Regions from separate parts of the Homo sapiens genome. Here region 1 is linked to region 2. Evidence: read pairs that join two places in POLR2A ChIA-PET (ENCODE). Cell type or tissue: CD4-positive, alpha-beta T cell. All regions are shown on one strand. Each heading gives the region's core, and the rest is flanking DNA. Links, peaks and the distances in the headings are about the cores only. Region 1 has its middle 120 kb from the start of RPL34-DT. Region 2 overlaps LEF1 (lymphoid enhancer binding factor 1).

Region 1 (2,802 bases), core at 100-2,599, 390 kb before region 2:
TTTTAACTTCTTTGCCTTTGATTTGAATTTCCTCCTGTAGCTTGGAGTAGTTTGATCATCTGAAGCCTTCTTCTCTCAACTCGTCAAAGTCATTGTCCGTCCAGCTTTGTTCCGTTGCTGGTGAGGAAGTGTGTTCCTTTGGAGGAGGAGAGGCGCTCTCCTTTTTAGAGTTTCCAGTTTTTCGGCTCTGTTTTTTCCCCATCTTTGTGGTTTTATCTACTTTTGGTCTTTGATGATGGTGATGTACAGATGGGTTTTTGGTGTGGATATCCTTTCTGTTTGTTAGTTTTCCTTCTAACAGACAGGACCCTCAGCTGCAGGTCTGTTGGAGTTTGCTAGAGGTCCACTCCAGACCCTGTTTGCCTGGGTATCAGCAGCGGTGGCTGCAGAACAGCGGATTTTCATGAACCGCAAATGCTGCTGTCTGATCGTTCTTCTGGAAGTTTTGTCTCAGAGGAGTACCTGGCCGTGTGAGGTGTCAGTCTGCCCCTACTCGGGGGTGCCTCCCAGTTAGGCTGCTCAGGGGTCAGGGGCCAGGGACCCACTTGAGGAGGCAGTCTGCCCATTCTCAGATCTCCAGCTGTGTGCTGGAAGAACCACTACTCTCTTCAAAGCTGTCAGACAGGGACATTTAAGTCTGCAGAGGTTACTGCTGTCTTTTTGTTTGTCTGTGCCCTGCCCCCAGAGGTGGAGCCTACAGAGGCAGGCAGGCCTCCTGGAGCTGTGGTGGGCTCCACCCAGTTCGAGCTTTCTAGCTGCTTTGTTTACCTAAGCAAGCCTGGGCAATGGCGGGCACCCCTCCCCCAGCCTCGCTGCCACCTTGCTGTTTGATCTCAGACTGCTGTGCTAGCAATCAGCGAGACTCCGTGGGCATAGGACCCTCTGAGCCAGGTGCAGGATATAATCTCCTGGTGCGCCGTTTTTTAAGTCTGTTGGAAAAGCGCAGTATTAGGGTGGGAGTGACCCGATTTTCCAGGTGCCGTCTGTCACCCCTTTCTTTGACTAGGAAAGGGAACTCCCTGACCCCTTGTGCTTCCCGAGAGAGGCAATGCCTCGCCCTGCTTCGGCTCGTGCACCGTGCGCTGCACCCACTGTCCTGCACCCACTGTCTGGCACTCCCTAGTGAAATGAACCCGGTACCTCAGATGGAAATGCAGAAACCACCCATCTTCTGTGTCACTCACGTTGGGAGCTGTAGACCGGAGCTGTTCCTATTTGGCCATCTTGGCTGCCCTCCTCAATCTTGTAGATTTTAAATTGCAATGACCTCAAAGCAAGTATTTCTTAGTGACGTGACACTGGGCAAGTCACTTAAACTCTCAAATTCAGATATCTCATGTGAAAAATAAGAACCATAGTACATAGATCTTAGAGCTAGGGTAAGAATAAAACAAAATAATCCATGCAAAGCACTTAGGACAGGATAGGGCACATAGAAAACACCCAATACCTGGTAACTGCTGTTATTATCTGGAGGAGCCCAAGGAAGGAAGAACATATGAAATCTACATAGTGTGTGACACAAGATAAATATATTCACTGATACATCAAAGTTAGCAAATGTACCTGTGGGAGGAAAAACTGGCCCATGATTCAGTGGGAATAAATTCCCACTAAAACAATGTTCAGCTTCAAAAACATGAAAAAAGACTAAAGCAGACATCAGATAGGGCACTGAAAGTTGTTGCTCAAAGACAATAGTTTACCTCCCACATGGATTCCATTCAGTTTGTTAAGTGCTAAAAGTCAGATCACAGTCAGGTACTGTACCTTATTTTCTGTCCCTGAGGGCATGGTAACCAACCAGGGCACCTGGCCACATGTCAATGATCCATGTTGTAACGGCAGCTCTGACAATGCACATTTGTGGCATCTTTCCAGGGATGAACCAAGCTTTTTCATTTCCTGTTTAGTTTCACAGCCTGGCGATTATTTATGGGGTAGCAGGAGTTTTTTTTTTTGTTTTTTTTTTTTTAGGTTGAGCAACCAATTGTGGGTTTTGAGGTTCATTCTCTAAATAACAGTAAAACTAATAGTTTGGTTAATCTAAGTTAATACCACTGAGGGGAACATCACTACACTTGGCATTGAGGGGATGTCAAAAATACAGCTCCCCAAAATATCCTGGAACTCTACATAGGATTCTGATGTCACTGATTTCACTGTTTGTCGGCAGCCATTTCCTGGAGTCTCTTCTGCCAGGAATGTCTATACCTGGTTGTTGACTTGTTTCTGGCCTGCCATTCCTCCCCAGTTGAGTACCTTCTCATCACCTTTGTGAGTTTTCCTAGTTCCCTTTTGGCTACAACCCCTGAGATCAGGCTTTTCTCTGCAAGGCCTATATGACTGATTTAAGGCTGCGCAAAACAGAATTCTCCGTTGTTCTTGGTGCAGTGTAATGCATAGACCAACCCCAGTTCCCATCTTTCTAAAGAAAGTCCAGGAGAATTTGCTATGTAGTGTCTAGAGTCAGCTTCCTGTTAAGTGTTTGTAGCTAGAGAAGGTCTTTCTGCTTTAGTCCAAGGTGGGGAAAAGTGATGTCTTAAATGTCCATTGTCTTCTCACATCCACTCAACACAAGCTTTAGGCAACCAGCTCACATGGAGCTAGCTGCATGCACACCTGAGCTTCTGGACAAGAAGACACATCACATGCATATATTCTTATTTATATATTTATTCAATGTTTATCCCCATCCCAAATTGTATTTCTGTTGGGCTCAAAATGAGCAAGAAGAAGAAAAAGAGCAACATGAACAAATGGTTTGGAAAAATTTAGGCGCACTTAGAAAAAATTTATTTA
Region 2 (2,802 bases), core at 208-2,707:
TCCCTAACAGATAGTATAGGTGTGCGCATGGAATTATATGTGGACATAGATCTTTATTTGAAGCCTTACAACCTAAAATGGATTATAAATTGCTTCTTTAAATTTAGCCTCCTGGATTTAGGTTGTCCACAGCAGGCCAGTGGGAGCACAATTCGGATGCTCGTCTCCTCCTGTCCCATCCCATCCCATTCCGTTCCTTTTAGGCAGCAGCTCCCTGCCCTCCTCGAGCCCCATAAGTGCTGCTCGGGATAATTCCATCCTGGGCAAATGCAGGGCAGTGGTCTCTGGAGTTTCTGTTCACAGAGGAAGCCGGCTGTTCCATTTATAACAAGGAAGGGTAGTTCTCTCAGACATTGCACATACACTTCAACGTGATGTAACCTGATAGCCCCTGACGGAAGTCCTAAGGCTCTCTCTTTAAACCCTTTTCCAGAAGGCAAGGTGTTTTCCTTGCTCTTTGGCTGCTGCTCACAGTATTTTCGTGTTATCTCCTCAGACATTAAGTCCCATATCTTTAGCTCGCAGAGTTTGTCTGCTCATATGCACCACACTTAAACGTCCACATCTAGAAAACACTCTTGTTTTCACATCACTTGGGGCTGTTTCCCCAAACTGCTTACCTTTTCACCATGGCTTTGCTGTTTTCCTCATTTTGACCTTTTCTTGTTAACATAAGATGCTTGTGTGTTGTTTCTGCAATAACCACTTTCTGGAAGGGCCTAGTTGACATTTCTTATCCTGCTGTTTTGACTGTGATGATGATGATCATTATCATCATATATATGATTCTTTGCATACAAAGTGCTTTTACAAACCCTTTATCGTTTAGGCCAAGCTTGGTCCTCCTCCCTGGCTTCTTGTTACAGATTCCTTTACTTGACTCTGATAATACTTTTTAAATTAGTTTGCTTACCAAGTGGGTTAACAATAAAGAAGAGAGAAAATCTCTGAAGGACACTTTTCCTTTATGTTTGTTTGCCTAAATGCTAAATAACTGGCCTATTACAGTCACAGAGTATGACTGTAACTACTGACTTAAATATGCTGATTTTCTGCAATGAAAAGAATAGCTTTTGATAAATGTTAATAAATAGCTCAAAATTTTTGAGTAATCATAACTTCTTGAATTTTCTATAACATACTTGCCTTAAAAAAAACTCCAGATTGCTTTAAACTTATGTGTTTATTTTTTATTCTTTGTCTTCATATAGTGGTTTTTTAAATGAGTTTAGGGTCTAGAACTAAATCTTTTACAGCTGAAAGCAGAACAAAGCAACTTTCAATTGGATCCGTCTTTTCTTTTATTCAAAATGATTATTCTAAGCACTTGTGACAGTGGGTAGCTGAGTAGTAGAAATAGCCACATAGTGCTTCATCCTCCTTGCCTCTCTTACTTTTCTCTCGACATGCATACCTGCAATTTATCCATGGTCCCACCCTCCCAACACATTACTGCTGTTTTGCATTTGCCCATCCTCCCATTTGAAGGAGTGCCAGGGAGGTCCTGTTGAATTCTTCGAAGAGCAGATTTGTAGTTGTTGTATGTTTTGGTATTTTGACAGCACTAGATGCAGACTTGGGTTTAGGGTGCTGTGATCTGCGGCAAAAACAGGATGTTTTAGGTGAGCCTGACTGTACAGGCAGTGGGCTTGTGGCAGGGTGGGTACTCCCTAACTTTGGTCCCCGTTTCCCTCCCACCCCCACAACAATTTCTTTGTGTGTGGGTTTGTTTCAGGACTTGTCAAAAGACAGTCGTTCAGTAGGTGTTCCCTTCTCCCCTGTAACACAGCTGCGGAGATCTGCACTTCCCCCACCCAAACTCAGCTGGCTCTCCTCCCTGACACATGCCCCTGGCAGCAACTAGTGCTCTGGAGCTCTTCTACCTTTTTTCTGCCGTTCTCAAAATGCTATCTGGTTCCATGTAGCTTTCTTTCTGATTTCCAGATTGAAAAATCTGAATAGATTTACTGGCAAAATGTATTTCTTCCTCTTTAGTGAACTGTATGGCACTAAACAAAGAGAATGGTTTCCATCATTGTATTAATTAAAAAACACACCCTGTCTGTTTCACTATAAGAACATCTCACCTCGGATAGCATTCCACAGCTCAGAGATGTGGCAGCATCAGGCTTCCATTCCTGGGCTTCTGCCATTCTAATGTTGTTTTTCCTCCAACAGGGTGGTTTCTGACAGTGCTTTGATGACATTGTCTAATGGTGTACTTAATGGGTAGCTGGGGGATGTCTTAGAGACAGATAATATTTTACTTTGTAGAGTTAGACTCTGGTTTGACTCTGCCTTTTCTGAGAAGGCTGTTTCTCTACAAGGGTATAGGATTAAAATCAGGAGCATATACTAATTATGTGAAACTATTTGTACTAATCCCACTTGCAGGTAATGACATTTGTTTACTGTGCAGCTGATGCTGATTTATCTTTACATTTTATCTAGTTAACAAACATACTTATATATCATTACGAGCCAGAAATCATTCTAAGAACTTAACTAATAGCAGCTCACTTAATCCTTAACAACCCTATGAAATAGGTACTGTCATCATGATCCTTATTTTCCAATGAGGAAAAATCAAGGCACAGAAAGAATAAGTAACATGCCCAAGGTTGTACAATAAGTGTCAGAGTTGAGATTCAGCCCCTGGCAGTCTGGCTTCAGGCGTCATCCTCTTACTGCCTCATGGCTGTGTGCCCATGGGTGGGTGGGACTGGCCATCACACAGTCCTGAATGGCATTGCAAGGGACATTTTTCTCATTGCCTGGAGAAACCAGGATCAGAACACTCTA

The links. Peaks named below come from ENCODE experiments on the same cell type or tissue, not always from the same donor. Only the 100,000 strongest peaks of a DNase experiment are listed, where the experiment ranks them.
Region 1: POLR2A ChIA-PET joins it to region 2 with 10 read pairs; 2 of 35 experiments call an interaction of 5 or more read pairs at or near these places.

What each region holds. Positions count from the first base shown.
Region 1 is chr4:108,501,559-108,504,360 of GRCh38, reverse strand. No RefSeq gene overlaps it. Among named protein-coding and RNA genes, the nearest start is that of RPL34-DT, 120 kb to the left of the region's middle. In CD4-positive, alpha-beta T cell, for the core only: no CTCF peak of the experiment used is centred there; no DNase peak of the experiment used is centred there.
Region 2 is chr4:108,112,352-108,115,153 of GRCh38, reverse strand. All of the region lies in intron 3 of LEF1 (lymphoid enhancer binding factor 1), which reads left to right. Among named protein-coding and RNA genes, the nearest start is that of LEF1-AS1, 54 kb to the left of the region's middle. In CD4-positive, alpha-beta T cell, for the core only: no CTCF peak of the experiment used is centred there; a DNase peak (open chromatin) is centred at 1,673; H3K4me3 peaks cover 727 bases; H3K27ac peaks cover 2,500 bases.